Linked DNA regions of Mus musculus: all the other regions are linked to region 2. The links are chromatin loops, found by intact Hi-C in ENCODE. Cell type or tissue: left cerebral cortex. All regions are shown on one strand.

Region 1 (5,000 bases), 250 kb before region 2:
ACTCATGTTCAAGCCAATTGCTATATTCCTTTGGGCAGGATATAGCTTGCTTGCTGACCAAGGGTCAAATTAATGCAAGATTCATTGTGGCAGGCATTATAGTTTGCCTCAAAGAAGACGCACTGAGTTCTGCATGCAGTCCCACCACTGAGAATAATCTTGGTCAATATTGATAACTTTCCCAGTGATTTGGTTTCCCCATTCTTATAATATTGACTGTGCTAGTTATGGTTACTATTGCTGCGATAATACACCATGGCCCAGAGCAAGCCTTAACTTCCCTACACGAGCCCTTTCACCCTAAGCCTTAAACTGCTACTGAGGCTGCACTTTCACCATGGCCTCTCATAGGCTTGCTTCATGGTGCCAAGCCTCGAGTTCTCTGCATGACCCCCTTCTATCCTGGGCCTTCATCTGCTATGGAGGCTGTACCTTCACCAATGGCTTCTCCTGGCTTCTCACAGTGGCAAGCCTCAGCTGCTCACGATGACCCCTCATGCCTTTAAAACCAGTATCAGCTGGGTGACTCTTAAACTACCAAGTTTAGCTGACTGTGTAAGGTACAACCTTGGCCACCTCTGGAACAAGCTTGTGTGTGCATGTGTGTGTGTATGTGTATGTGTGTATATGTGTGTGTATGTGTGTGTATGTGAGAGAGAGAGAGAGAGAGAGAGAGAGAGAGAGAGAGAGAGAGAGAGAGAGAGAGAGAGAGAGACTCAGGAAACACTTCCCAGAGGATTTCACCTCACTGCTGCTGCTCTCTTCCTAATCACTGCCAATTTCTCAGTCCCAGCTGACCAGCATCCAGCATTCCAGCAACAAAGTTTTCACTTTACTGTTTCTGGCCTCTTGTTAATCACAGCCAAGTTTTCAGCTCCAGCTGACGGGACACCACAGACTCTCCACTCAAAAGGCCCTGTAGAGTCCTTGCTTCTCCCAGAAACCTCACAAGTCAGGCCTCTCCCCCTGCACGTCTCTCAACATTCTCACCTCGGAAGCTCCCGCAGAATAGCCCATCAAGCTTTGAAGACTCAATGACTTTTCTAATCCCAAATCCCAAAGTCCTTCCACGATCCTTCCAAAACCGCACGCTCAGCTCCGTCACAGCAGTACCCACATCCTGCTACCCCATAGCATTGCTGTGATGAAACACCACGGCCAACTGCAAGCTGGGATTAAGAGTTTATCTGGCTTATGCTTCCACGTCACTGTTCATCAACGAAGGAAGTCAGGACAGGAACTCAGACAGAATAGGAGGCAGGAGCTATAGTGGCCACGGAGTGGTGCTGCTTACTGGCTTGCTCCTCATGGTGTGCCCAGCCTGTGTTCCTTGAGAACCCAGGGCTTCCAGCCTTGGAGTAGCCTCAACTACAAGGGGCTGAGCCCTCCTCCATCAATCACTAATTAAGAAGGGCTTGCCTACAGCCTGATCTTATGGAGGCATCTTCTCAACTGAGGTTCCCTTTTTTCAGATGGCTTTTGCTTGTGTCAAATCAACATAAAACTGTCCAGGAAAGAGTCATGAAGTCAGCACATGTTAAGTAGGTAAGGTGAAACAAATGTGGAAGGAGCGCTACATTGTGGCATTATTCTTAAAGTGAGAGAAAGAGATCTTCCCCTTTTGACTGTGGGTACAGAGATCTGCTAAAGGAGTGAATGGAAAAACACTCAGACAAACAAACAAAAGAATGAAACTTCTTGCTCAAACTGTCTCTGCTCTTGTCATGGAGCTAATGGTTTGATATGTTATGCTGTCCCAACTGTGTGTGGCCTCTAAGGAATAAAAAACCTGTTGTCTTTATCCTCCTCCTCTCCCAGTGCTCCAACGAGTGAGACATACATATCTGGACAGCTGGCTGGCTGGCTGCTAGGCTAGAATGATGGCTGTCTCAAAGAGCCAATCAAGGAACATGTTACTTACTACGGCTGCAGGTGTCCTTATAGGCATTCATTTGAATAACCAGCAGAGGGCACACGTGCTCAAAAAAGCACGAGGCCACTCTCTCGTGACCGGGAGGACCTCAGCACACCTTCACCTGGGAGCAAACATCAAATATCCCAGAGAACTTCCTCCTAACCTAATTTTAAAAGACTGCACTAGCGCACACTTCAGTTCTGAACCAATGAAGTAAGCCCACTGAACTGCAGTAAACGACCCTGGCTGGGTAGGGAATCCTGGTTTGCATCTGGGCATACATGTCTGTGCCTCCGTTTTACCAACAGCGAAGAATTTCTTGGATTTCTCAAAAGCCGACCTCAAAAGGTTATAGAAAACACGCAAACAGAAAACAAGACAGTCCCTCAAAACAAGTAAGAAACGTATGCTAGAACAAATAGATCCCACTTAAATATACTTTTCCACTATTCACACCTGCAGACTTTACACCTCATTGGTGTCATTACAGGACACACAGAAATCACTAATATGGAGACACTACAAAAAAGTCGGTACAATACGGCATCATTGCCCGGCTTCGGCAAACTGCCAATGTGTCATCCTTATCTCTTGTCTTTCCTCTCTGGTGGTGTGTGTGCAGAAGTAAGGATGGGGAAGGGGGATTAGGGGGTGTGGGGGGCTGGGGAAAGGCTGGGGAGGCTAGAATAATTTCCACTTGCTTAAATTTTTACAGTTGAATCAGTTTTTTTTTCTTTTTTCAAGGATCACATTTTGGTAGGAGTTTTTAGGATGTATTTAAGTCTTGTGAAAAACAAGAAGCCAGGCTTCGGGGAGGAGACGTTCTCTGGTTTGATTGTCTGTGGATCTCCGTGTTCTTTTTGGAAAATTCCACTTTGAAGATAAGTGCAGAGGAATAAACACAGATAAGGCTTGGCATCTACAGGGGAGCTGTGCACCAGGGGGGTTAGCACCCACAGGGCAGGTATTCATGTGTGTGTGTGTGTTTAGCATCTGTAGGGGAGCTATGCACCAGGGGGTTAAGCATCCACAGGGCAGGTAGTCATGGGGGTGGGATGGGGTGGGGGTTAGCATTCACAGGGGAGCTGTGCACCAGGGGGTTTAGCTTCCACTGGGAGCTGTGCATCCAACAGCTTGGCATGCACAGGGAGCTGTATGCCGAGGGTGTAGCATCTATAGGCAGCTGTACAATGAGGACTTAGAATCCACTGGGGAGATGTACACACTGAGGGCGTGGTTTCCATGCAGAAGCTGTAGGCTAAGGAGGCCACTTTCTCTCGACTGTAGTGCCTCAGCTCAGCTTGGCTCCTGTGCACCTTTCACCTTTGCCCCAGAGCAAACATCAAACATCTCAGAGAACTTCCTCGCAGCCTAATTCTAAAAGAACTCACTAGCACACACTGGGACATAGATTCTGCAAGGGAGGTGTGCACTGGGGGCGGGTGGGGGGCTTGGCTCCCACACGGGGCTGTGTGCAATGGAGATTTTACATTGCATAGGAACATGAGCACCTGAGAGCCTGGCTTCTTAGGGAGGTGTGCAGACTGAAGGCCCTACTTCGCCACAGAGACGCACAAACTGTAGGGCCTGGTATGTACAGGGTGTGTGTGGGGTGCAGTAGAACACTTGATTTCCACAGGGAAGGCATGCACAGGAGGGCTGTGTTTTCATGGCTGTTTGACGGACTCAGATACATATATATGTACTTCAGCATAATCTATGTGTTGGGGGTTCACAAAATGTACCCCTGATGGGGACACATCACACCCTTTACAACTGGGAGCAAAAGCAATAACATTATTGCCTGTTATTTTAAAATCTCGCTCTGAGGTGGCGCAGGCAGGAAGCAGAAAGCTCCAGCACTCTGGAGGGTGTTCAGACGCCCACCTTGCTTTTTAGCACTTTCTGCTTCAATTCCTCACCCCCTTCCCGTCAGTATAAAACCCCATTAAAGTAATCAAAACGAGACAAGTTCAAAGCTACTGACTGGGTTACGGATCTGTGAGGAAAAACATATCGCACTCTGGGAAGAGTGGTAACAAGTGGCGTTTTGTGAATTCGACATTTTGGCAGCCATGCTTTTAAATTCATGCGACTGCTAGGCGTCTTCCAGTGTCCACACTGGGGAGTCACCGCAGCAGGGAAAGCGAAGAAGGACTTTTGTGTAGTTTGCTGAGTAATTCTTACAGGAATACAAAAAGGGATGCCCGGGCTTCTGCCTGGGTATGCATTGGGTGTCCCATCTAGTAAGTGTGCTATGCAGGGGCAGGAAGGACAGGATCAGAAGGCAGAACTGATGTCCCCTGTGCGTCCCAGCAGAGCTGAGCAGACCTCCGGAGAGAGGGCTCTGGGGTCATCCAAGGAAACCACACGGTCATAATGTAACTCTTGTCATGAAACAGCTTCTTAGTTTGCAGCATTGTTCTTCTCTCATAGGTGCTGCCAGTGGATGCTAACGAGTCAGTGTCATAGGGGGATGGGCAGGGATAGTCCTGTGGTGATTTTCTTGAAGTGTCCTTTCTGCTCCTTCTGTCTTGCCTAGGGTGGCTGCAAATGCTTAGGGCTCTCAAGGCAGACTTTAGGTCTGCATACTTCCTAAGCACACTGGGTTCTGTGAGGCAATACCTAGGGACTTGAGGGTAAAGTCCTGACTGAACAGGAGTGAATGCTAAGGAGAACAGAGGCCAGTCTGCACAGGCACATTACCTGGACGTTGGAGTCCTGGACCAGGCAGAGTTGTTCCTGGATCTTATGAAGCTCTTCCTGCTGCCACCGAATGTTGGCCTGCAGGATCCGTGTCCTCTGCTCCAGTTGGTCTTTAATGGTCTGGAACATGCTGAATTGTGCTGAAAACTTCAAAAGGAAGTAAAAAAAAATTCAAATCAAAGAGTTATTTCAGCCTGAGACCACCTTTGCCAGCATTCAGATCAGTCTTAAATACTTCTTTCCTGTCCCTTGGTCGCTGTTCTCAGGATCTCTGAGAAAACGACTGTTCGGCTCTGAAGTGACAAGGTGTCTAGCCAGCGTTCCTTGTGCTAATGATGACAGCAAGCCCCTCTGTCACCCTAAATCGGAACCTGGTGCT
Region 2 (5,000 bases):
AACAAAAAGGAAATGGGTCCATTTTGGCTCTCAGTCCAAGGTTAGAGTCCATCCAAGTGGAGAGATCACTACAGCAGGAGCTTGAGGGAGCTAGTCACGTGCCAGCCATGATCAGAAATGCAGAGCAATGGATGCTTAGCCGACTTCCTTCATGTCACATAGCCTAGGACCCCAGCCCTGGGGATGAGTCCCATGCACAACAAACATGTCATCTCAATTCAGTTAACCTAATCAAAACAGTTCCCCCGCAGGCATGACCAGAAGCTTGCCTCCCGAGTGATTCCGGATTCTGTGGCACTGACGACGCCAAGCATTATGCGTGGGAAAGGCATAGCTAAATGAAGATGTTATGGTAAAATGCCTTATGCAGAGATGGGAAACTTAGCCTGGGGCTGGGGAAAGACCCTGGTAGATAGAGACAGGCACAAAGATGCTGTGTGTGTTGTGGAGAGTGGGCTCAGTCAGGATGGCCAGGCTCTTCCAGGCCGGGCAAAGGATCCACAGGAACTGGTATCCAGGCAGAGTAGATGAAACAGGAAGGAAGCCAGCACTGCCAGGCATAGAATGAGCCTAAAGGGCAGATGAAAACGGTTTCCTAGGATTAAAATGCCAAGTAAGATCCCTGCAGTCATCATATTGAGGGTCATTATCAGAAAGACCTAGTCCAGATTTACCAAGTCACAGTGTGTGACGACCCTTCTGTGACTCTGTAGAAGGACTCTAAATGATATCTTATTGTGATTTCACCCCAACAGCACCAAGTCTCCTTTCCCCCTCAATAACAGATCTCCTAAAAGTGCCTGTTTTCACTACTCTTTACTCTCTGAAACCACAAGAAGTGCAGACCACACCCAGGTCTCTGGAATGAGAATCTCCACTATGTAGGACCAGACTCCCCACAGGATGACTTGATGTATAATGAGAAGCAGAATTGGCTCTTCCTATTGTCATTATTTAGAGGCCTGTTCTCTAAATAATCTGGAGAGGGTGGTGTGTGTTTTCCAGGACTTTTAGTGGCAAGAGACAGGTGCAGCCTAAAGTGGGTGTGAACTTCCGCAACGGGAATGTCTCAAGATAGTGTTTGTTGGCTCCCGATTTGACTGAATCTTAGGGCTCTGAAAGGATCCTCTGGTCTCTCTTGTTTGAGCTTCTTCCCATTGTCTTCATTCTTAGGAAGACTTTATTTAGGAGGGACCAAAGATGACCAAACTCTCTTCATCACGCCTCAGAGACTATTACAGAGGCAAGAGAAGGTCATGAGCTCCTCTAGGACCTCTAGGTCTACCTGTGTCAACCCAGCAGCTGACGTATCAGCTGCTCACATAAGGATGTGCCATTAGCCAGGCTGGGCTGGTGACATCTCTTGGCTGAGAGAAGCAGAGACAGAGAGCAATGTGGAGTAGTCTCTCTGGAGACTAGAAAGATCTCGCCCACAACCTATTTGGCCAACTTCCTTCTCGGTACTTTGCACACTCGTGTGCCTCAGGCACTTTCGGATGAGTGCTGAGAGAACACCTTTAAAACGCCACCACCATCTTACAAGCTGTGTCCCCGAGAGGAGGGAGAGCATGCTGACAAGGTGGGTGCCCACTCTGACCTGCCAGCTAGTCAGTGGGGCTGGGAACTGGCTGTAGGAGTCCGAGTCCAGAATCAAGCAGTAACTGGAAGCGATCCAGTTTGCAGGACTGCCAGGGGCATGAGGCACCTCTGCCTCCCAGCTCAGCCTCAGTCTGCTATTCGGACCTGAAAGACAGACAGCCCTTCCACTTTTGGAGGCATTTAGAAAGATGATTATCATGCCATGGACACTTTTTTTTTTTTTTTTAAGACAGGGTTTCTCTGTGTAGCCCTGGCTGTCCTGGAACTCACTCTGTAGACCAGGCTGGCCTCGAACTCAGAAATCTGCCTGCCTCTGCCTCCCAAGTGCTGGAATTAAGAGTTTCCTTTGGCTCACAGCTTTGGAGGCTGAAAATCTAAGACAGGACAACGGAAGGTTAGCTTTCTGTGAGGCTGCTGGCTGTATTATCTCACGGCGGACATATCATATTAACGGTGTGTACAAGAGGGACGGATCACACGATTAGACTGGAAGCCAGACAGATCCGGAGGTTAAACTCTCTTCACAGCCCCTTGTTCTTGAGGACGCTAACTTACTCTGCAAGATCAGCAATGATTCCTTCCAAGAGGGGTGCTAGAGAGTGTCCTGTGATCTTGCTCACTTCCACTGGATCTCATGTCTGAGAGTTTCCCCCACTCAGTGCCATCATACTGGAGAGCAAGCTTCCAACTGAGGAGCCCCTGGGGGATAGTCACACCATCTCCAAATCATGGCAGAATGGTGCTGGGTTGGCACCTTAGGTATTGGTTTCACCCACCCCCGTGGTGCGTTTCCCCTCCCCCAGCCCTGTGCGTTTGCATCCACGCTTCCTACTGGCCATCTATTATCTATCAGGTGCATTTTGTACTTTAATGATTTGGCCTTTCACTCTGGCTCTGCCATCACGACTGAACTTTAATGGGACTGCAAACACCACTTTAAAATCCTCTTTCAGGCTCTCACTCTGTGTGTGTGTGTGTGTGTGTGTGTGTGTGTGTGTGTGTGTGTGTGTGTATGTGTGTATTATACCTAGTATGCCCATCTTTCTGAGTATAAATCAATCACTTGGAGCAAGAGGATAGAATGGGTTTCTTTTGCTGTGGTGGTAGATCTTGCTGGAGGTGCTGCAACTTGTACTGTGAATACATATATTTCCACTTTCCTTCTGACAGCAATGAGCGATCCAAACCACACCCTTCTCCACCCAGAAGCAGAATGGAAATGCACCCCCTGAAACGTCACCTGCCAGCTATGTGCCTGGCATCTTGGTCCATAGTTTCCAAGGTGACTGACAGGGTGCTGCTGTCACGGGTTCTGTCTGTAACCGTGACAGAGGGAGGCAGTGCACAGAGGGTTTAGGTGGGCAAGCTGTTGAGTGTGGAAGAAGGAAAAGTGTTGTACCACATATGGCTGGCAGGTGAGAAAGATGACATCCTGCCTCATATTTACATCAGTTTAGGGATGACATTTAATAGCAATGTAACATCTATCTACCTTAAGGAAAAGCACAGTATGGCTTGAAAAATTTTAAATTCATGATTTTTTTTCCCAGAAAATTAGAATATCCTAATTATCTAGAAATCTCACTCCCGGTTAACAAACCACATTGTTGATACCAGCACAAAATGCTCCTGTAGCTGCAAGCTGCCTACTCATTTAGAGATTGAAGAGAGGAAGGGTGTGTGTGTGTGTGTGTCCCTGAAAGTGTGTGTATGTCCCTGAAGGTGTGTGTGTGTGTGTGTGTACGTGTGTCCCTGCAGGGTTGTGTGTGTGTGTGTGTTTGTCTCTGAAGGTGTGTGTGTGTGTCCCTGCAGGTGTGTGTGTCCCTGCCAGAGTGTGAGTGTATGTGTCTCTGCAGGTGTGTGTGTCCTTGCAAGTGTGTGTGTGTTTGTGTGCGAGTGTGTCCCTGTAGGTATGGGGGGCATGCAGGTATAGGCACAGGTGCATGTGTATTTGTGTAAGCCACATGTCCTTCCTCATTCTTGATTTTTTTGAATAAACAGGCAGCGCCGACCCCTCGGCAGGAGATCCTAAGCAGTGTGAGAGAAGAGAAGTGTGACGTGAAAGGAAGCAAGGGAGGAAGGAGTTGTATCCTCTCTGTTCTTGACTGTGGATGTGATGTGACTAAGTGGCTTGAGTTTCTGCAATGATGAAAGTGGCCTGAAATTGGAAGCCACATAAACCCTTCTCACCTCCATGTTGCTATTTGTCAGGGCAATTTTATCCCCACCAGAAATGAAACCAGGACAATTCCATTTTGAAACTTGGATTGGGATAAAGTCTATGAAAGCTTCCCAGGCCCTAGGAAGCAATGCGTGGTGGGCAGTTGGAAGTCTGGGTTCTGGGTCTCAGAAATGAGATTAGATGAAGAAAGCCTTCCATCAACATGATCAGGTGTTTGGTATGGAGCTCTGGAAGGGCCATTCCAAAGTGCCCGGAGAAAAATCAGGAGGAAGTGACCTGGGGAGAAAAGAAGGTCGCAGGTACAAGTAATTGTCAGGTCCTTCTTGTCTTCTCCACCCGTGCTTTTTCTCACTCAGGAATCCCAGTAACTTTTAGTCACGCAGAACCCCCTGTCCTGCCCACTGCCCCACCTCACCCCACACCCCATCCCCCACTCCCATTGAAATGCTGAAGCTGAGAAGGTGTCTTCATGGACTCTCTCTTTTAAGGAGGAAATGAGGCTGTTTCAAGATGGAGGGACATAGCCAGGGTTGCCCGGGGTTTGATGGGAAGCAAATCTTTTAGAGCTAAGATGAAGAGGCAACGAAGTCCCTAGAAGAGAGCCCAGAGATGGGATGGAAGAGACAAGACCAAGTGGCTGAGGTCACATCTGTACAGAGGCCAGCTAGATGGGTGGACAAGGCCGAGCTGGGGCCAAGTCATGAGGAGCAGAGAAGCAGTGAGCCTGAGGTAGAAACCAAAAAGTCCAAGGTAGAGCCAAGCAAGGAAGCAAGCAAGCAACAACAACAAACCTGACCTTATGGACTCTGAACTTATGGACTCTTTTAAGAAGGAAGAGTATCCAAGGCTAATTTGCATGGAGTGGTGGCAGAGAGAAGCCATGTCATACCAGGGAAATCCATCCTGAGCACTCTTTCAATATTGTATTTACTTTTTACTCTCCCCACCTTGCGTGTGTGTGTGTGTGTGTGTGTGTGTGTGTGTGTGTGTGTGTGTACACCAATGGGCATGCGTGTGCAGGTCAGAGGACAACTCTGTAAATCCCACTTCTTCCTTCCACTTTTATATGGGCTCCAGGGATTGGGCTCAGGTTGTCAGGCTTTCGTGGTTAGCGTCTTTACCCACTGAACCATCTTGTTCTCTCTATTGTATATGGTTGACTTTTAACATCAACTTGTCACAAGCTAGAATCTCCTGTGTGTGGAACCTCAACAAAGCA
Region 3 (5,000 bases), 220 kb before region 2:
AGCCAGGGCGACTTTCCCTCTGTGCCTTTGGATGCTTAGGATATTCTGCGGTTGTAGCAGCTACCATTAAGGCCAACAGTCCCACATGTTATAGATATTATGATAAAGCACTGTTTAGAATAAAGTTTACCACCTAGCCTTTTTTCTTTTTGGATGTTGCTGAGCAACATCCCGGTTCCCATACTGCATTTAAATATACGCAGAAGTAGTGTCAAGCACATCTGTATACTGATAGCACCGTCCGTCCCTAGAACTCGGTCTTACCAAATGGAAACTGATACCCACTCGGCAACTCCTCACTGGCCCCTCCCCCAGCCCGGGACAGACGCCCTTCACTTTATCCTTATGAAGTTAATTACGATAGGTGCCGCATCTGAGTGGAATCACACGATGCTTGCCCTTTGATGGCAGGTTTACTGTACTTAGCACAATGATTCTCAAAGCTCCGCTATGTTGAGCATATGCCAGAATTCCCCTCCTTTTACAGGCTGTGACAATTCACTGTAAGGGTACTGCACACTTTTAATCCATTCACCCACTGAAGAACAATGGGACTGCTTCTAACTTTTGGCCATTGCAACTCTTTATGAATGTGCTCAAATGCCTCTTCAATCCCTGCATTCGTTCCTTTGGGTGTGCCCTAAGATGTGGGGGTGACTGGATCCTACGGTAGTTGGGTTTAGTTCTTCTTCTTCTTCTTCTTCTTCTTCTTCTTCTTCTTCTTCTTCTTCTTCTTCTTCTTCTTCTTCTTCTTCTTTTTTAACTTTATCTGCATTTATTTTATGCTGAATTTATTCCCGGGCCATGAGTTTTTGCTTCTTCAGTTTCTTCTGGGATATCTTTTTCTTCTGTGCAGCCTCCTCTTCTGGCTTTGGAACGATCTGTTCCTTCTCAGTGAGGATCATCTCACTGTGGCAGGGGGAGCTCATGTATGGGTTAATCCCGCCATGAGCTCTGTAGGTTAGTCGGCGTATCCTAGGTGCCTTGTTCACCAGGATGTGTTCAATGACTAGAGAATCTAAGTCTAAACCCTTAAGTTCAGCGTTACTCTCTGCATTTTTAAGCATGTGCAGCAAAAATTCAGCACTCTTTTTTGGCCACTGACCCTGTGTCCAGCCCCACTGTTTGGCCTGGGCGCACCTACCAACTCCTCCATTATAACACCGGAATGGCACACATTGCTTCTTTAAAGTGACATCCTTCAGATACTTGGTGGCTCTGCTGATATGCATACCCTTGATGGCCTGGGCAGTTTCCCGAGTGTTCTTAAAGTGAACACGAAGGTTTGAACCTCTTGATTTGCATGATTTTGTGGGGTTTTCTGGGTCAAGAGAGTAGCGAACCATCTTGGCAGGTGACCTCTGGCTGCTTCCAGGAAGAGTGGGTTTAGTTCTTAACAAGTCAGCACATTTCATGCCTTCGTTGAATAGCCCCTTCCTTATAGTCAACAATAGAGCTGATTGGAAGGAGCACTATTGATCTCTAGGGAATGATACAATAATGAATTCTCAATGTTTAAGACTCCTATAGTCACTCCTCATGGTCCTGGGCCTTGGGCCCCTTGAACTTGCATCTTTGAACAAAGCCTAAGAATTTGCATTTTAACAAGCTGCGGCATCTAGCTGTTCTGGGGTTGGCATGGTGTTGGCTTTCCTATCATCAGATGCCAACTTCTTCAGTTGGGCGGGCAGCCTGCTGTCTACCACTTACTGCTGTGTAACGGCTTCCTTAACTTTGTCTCATGAAGTTTGACCAAGCTTTTCAGATTAGCCAGATCAGACATGGTCAGGCCTTGGCTTCATTCAGACTTAGGGGCCCACATAGAAGAAGGAATTGCCTTCCCTCCCCTGGATGGACTGGTCCCCTGAAGAGCCAAGCCAGCCATAGAGGATACTCTCCAGGCAAAATCCCTGGACAAGGACCTGAAAATCACGCTGGCAGGTTTACCCTACTTAGCATCTCCTTGAAGCCTTTTAAATGAAGCATGTGTGTTTATTCAAATACCATGCAGCCAAGGATCATTTAGGGTGGAAAGAAAAAAAAAAATCCAGTTAGCCTCAGCACTGGGACGCGGTGCTGTAATGTTGGCTTGCTCCATTGGAACCTGGGCTAATCTGGCTGGAGTGAACAGCCCCAGGTGGGTCCCGAGTCAAACAGTAGTAACTAAGGCAGCAGAAGTTCGAGCTGTTCTGTGTTCCCTGTGCCTCCCACAGGCCCTCCTCCTCTCTGCAGCTCAGCACCCACTCTACTTTCTTCTGATATCATTCCCTCCTTTTCTCCTCCTCCCCCAGTTCCCATCAGCACCTTCTGCTTTTTTTTTTTCTTTGCTGTTTTAGGAAATATTAGCTTTTCTACTTTGTGTGGCGTTTGAGGGCCATGGCAAATAAGGAAGTGGGCCTTTCAGTGCTTCACCCAGAAAGGAACCTGGTTTTGAAACGTCTGGCATTAGAGCTGTATTCCCATTTAGCATGGGTCACAAGTAAGAAGGAGTGTTTAAGTATAGGTTAGAGCTCATGTCTCTGCAGTTAGAGGTTGGGCAACTAGCCGTTTTGGCAGTTTCTGAAAATCAAACTGACTTCTGTGTGATAATTTCTCCAATGCAGAATTCCTGGCTCATGGTAAAGCAGCCTCCTTACTAAGTGTGCACAGGGACGGTAGTGAGTGAAGACCTGTGAGCCAGGCCTATTACATCAGACCTGCAGCAGTCTGTACAGGGGAGACAAACATGCCGGGAGCAAAGGGGACATAGCTGGGTGTCACAGCACAGGCCTGTTTGGCAGAGTCTGCAGGCTGAGCCTGGTCCTTATTAACTAAACTATTCCTCACTGCACAAGATTATCTCATCAGCTCGAAAACAAATGAATGGATCTCATACAATTCAGGGTGAGTGTGCACACTGGCACAAGATGCACTCTTGAATGTGAGAGGGCACTGGTGAACACAAACAGACACACACACACAGACACATACACACACACACACACACACATACTCTCTCTCTCTCTCTCTCTCTCTCTCTCTCTCTCTCTCTCTCTCTCTCTCTCTCTCTCTCTCTCTGTTGGTCCCAGAAACAGGAAAAATCCAAACGCAGGCATGAAATAATAATTCTTGGGACCTCAGGTACACGTTTGCATGATAAAAGACACCATTGAAAGAATAGGACGATTAAAGCTTACCATTGTTGTAAGAGCGAAAATTTCCTACAAATTTTATATATTCGTAAGTTGGAAATTCCTTTGGGTTCAAGCTGCCTCTGAGAAGATGGCAATAAAACTCTAAATCGTTGTCAGCTGGGTCGTTAGAGGGAGAAAAGAGAAAGGGAGAGGAGGGTTACACAGACTCCAGACTAAACAAGTTGCGCCTGTAGGGTTTGCTCCACGCGTGGCCTGTGTGGTTTTCTCCGTATGACGGGCCGTTAGACCTGGCTTCTAACCCTTGCAGCTCCAGGCCGTTCTCCCTGCAGCTCATCCATACTCCGTATTCTATACTTGGACCCAATTAGTCAATCTACCCACAGATGTCTGTGGTTGGTTATGTCGGCATCGATTAGTTCTGGTTGTTTTCACATGGCGTACTAAAATAAAGCTGCTCGCATAGAGCCGCTCTCTTTAATTTAATCTCTTTTTTGCTTTGCTTTGAAGGGAAATCAGATGTACGACGGGACCAATTATGCATGGAAATGGACTGAGGCTTGAGCAAATGCAAGCGTCTTTGCTACTGCCTGCCATTGCGTATGCTTCGTTAGGCGGCGCGTGGTGAGCACACACCGAGGCCTGCCTTCTATCTAGGTTGCCAAATATTTTGATATAAATCTCAAACTTCCAAAAAATTGCACATGCAAGTAAATAACCAGAAGACAGCCGCAGGAGGACAGAATATGGATTTCCAACCTAATTATTCAATTAGCAGTTGATTATCTGCTGCCACAGAAACTTTACATTGTAGTGTTCCCTAAGATCAGCAGCCTGCTCCCTGAATTTTGCCCTATTTATTACTCTCATGTAAAAAGGCATCTCTTGCCATACACATGAAACATGTTATTATTCTGAAGCTATACTTTCAACGTTTCCACATAAAAGCTAAAATGTCGTACGTGCTCCAAGTTCCAGTTTTAGCTTCAACTTAAAATATACCTCAAAAGGATCTTGGAAATGTTCTGAGTCACGAGGAAAATTATCCTTAAAATTAGTCCTTCCTTCTTAATTCATTCTGACCTCCTTTCCCTAGCTAGAGCAAAATTCTTGTCTTCAGATCCAATAACAACACCAGGAGGGAGGACTTACATTTTAGGAATTCTGGGGAGGGGGAATCCGTCACAAGCATATGGGAAGAAAGGATTTTATAAACTTCGGAATGTTCTTGCTCTGGAAGGAAATTTAACAAGTTCTGATCCATGACATCCGCCTGCAAGAGAAAATAAAGAGAAAAAGGCGTGCGCTCGACCGAGTGAACTTCAGAGCAAAGGCAGAGCCTCAGAGTTCTTGGCAGCTCAGGGCTGCTTCAGAGAGGAAAGCCGAGGGCCACGAGGTCTGAGAAGACCCTTCATGGACTCTTCCTCTGCACCTTAGAATCACGATGTAAAAGGGTTTTACAGGGGTTGGGGCTGTGGCTCAGTGAGAGAGCACTTGCTTAGAATGCCCAAGGCCTTGGGCTTAATCAGCTGAAAATAAATTGATTAACAAGTAAAAGTCCCAGGGATGCCTATACTTGACCTTCTCAGTGGTCTAGGGGACCAGGAGATGGAAGGGGCAAAGTGGTCAAAGGCTTGGGAGGCTCTCTCCTGGACATGGCACGGCTGTGGTACTCACAAACTCACAACAGCCTTGGTTCTCTCCCCAAGACCTGTTCGCATCCTCATTCCATCCAAGAGCCTTGGGAGGCTCCATTCCTCCCTGATTGGCGATGAATGGTCGCTGGGGAGGGGGAAATCATTTGTGAAGCCACTGGTAAGTTATCCATGATCCTTTAAATCTATGCTCATATAGTTAACCTTGATAAAA

Evidence for each region. Hi-C counts contacts between places; a loop is a spot of excess contacts. Peaks named below come from ENCODE experiments on the same cell type or tissue, not always from the same donor. Only the 100,000 strongest peaks of a DNase experiment are listed, where the experiment ranks them.
Region 1: it touches region 2 in a loop (2.7-fold over the local background); 5 of 42 quality-filtered maps call a loop at or near these places.
Region 3: a loop joins it to region 2, with 2.1 times the contacts of the local background. A loop is called at or near these places in 2 of 42 quality-filtered maps.

What each region holds. Positions count from the first base shown.
Region 1 is chr1:39,337,821-39,342,820 of GRCm38, reverse strand. It overlaps Npas2 (neuronal PAS domain protein 2), which reads right to left. Exons shown (of 21, transcript NM_008719.2): 16 at 4,622-4,768. Among named protein-coding and RNA genes, the nearest start is that of Rpl31, 28 kb to the left of the region's middle. In left cerebral cortex, a CTCF peak has its summit at 1,959 (motif pointing right); DNase peaks (open chromatin) are centred at 2,411, 2,784, 3,151, 3,832 and 1 more place; H3K27ac peaks cover 1,856 bases.
Region 2 is chr1:39,091,376-39,096,375 of GRCm38, reverse strand. No RefSeq gene overlaps it. Among named protein-coding and RNA genes, the nearest start is that of Gm35222, 67 kb to the right of the region's middle. In left cerebral cortex, a CTCF peak has its summit at 2,200; DNase peaks (open chromatin) are centred at 349, 954 and 2,854; H3K27ac peaks cover 1,199 bases.
Region 3 is chr1:39,311,245-39,316,244 of GRCm38, reverse strand. It overlaps Npas2 (neuronal PAS domain protein 2), which reads right to left. Exons shown (of 21, transcript NM_008719.2): 6 at 4,284-4,404; 7 at 3,177-3,290. It also overlaps the pseudogene Gm3617. Among named protein-coding and RNA genes, the nearest start is that of Rpl31, 54 kb to the left of the region's middle. In left cerebral cortex, no CTCF peak of the experiment used is centred here; DNase peaks (open chromatin) are centred at 2,654, 3,584, 4,220, 4,347 and 1 more place; H3K27ac peaks cover 2,899 bases.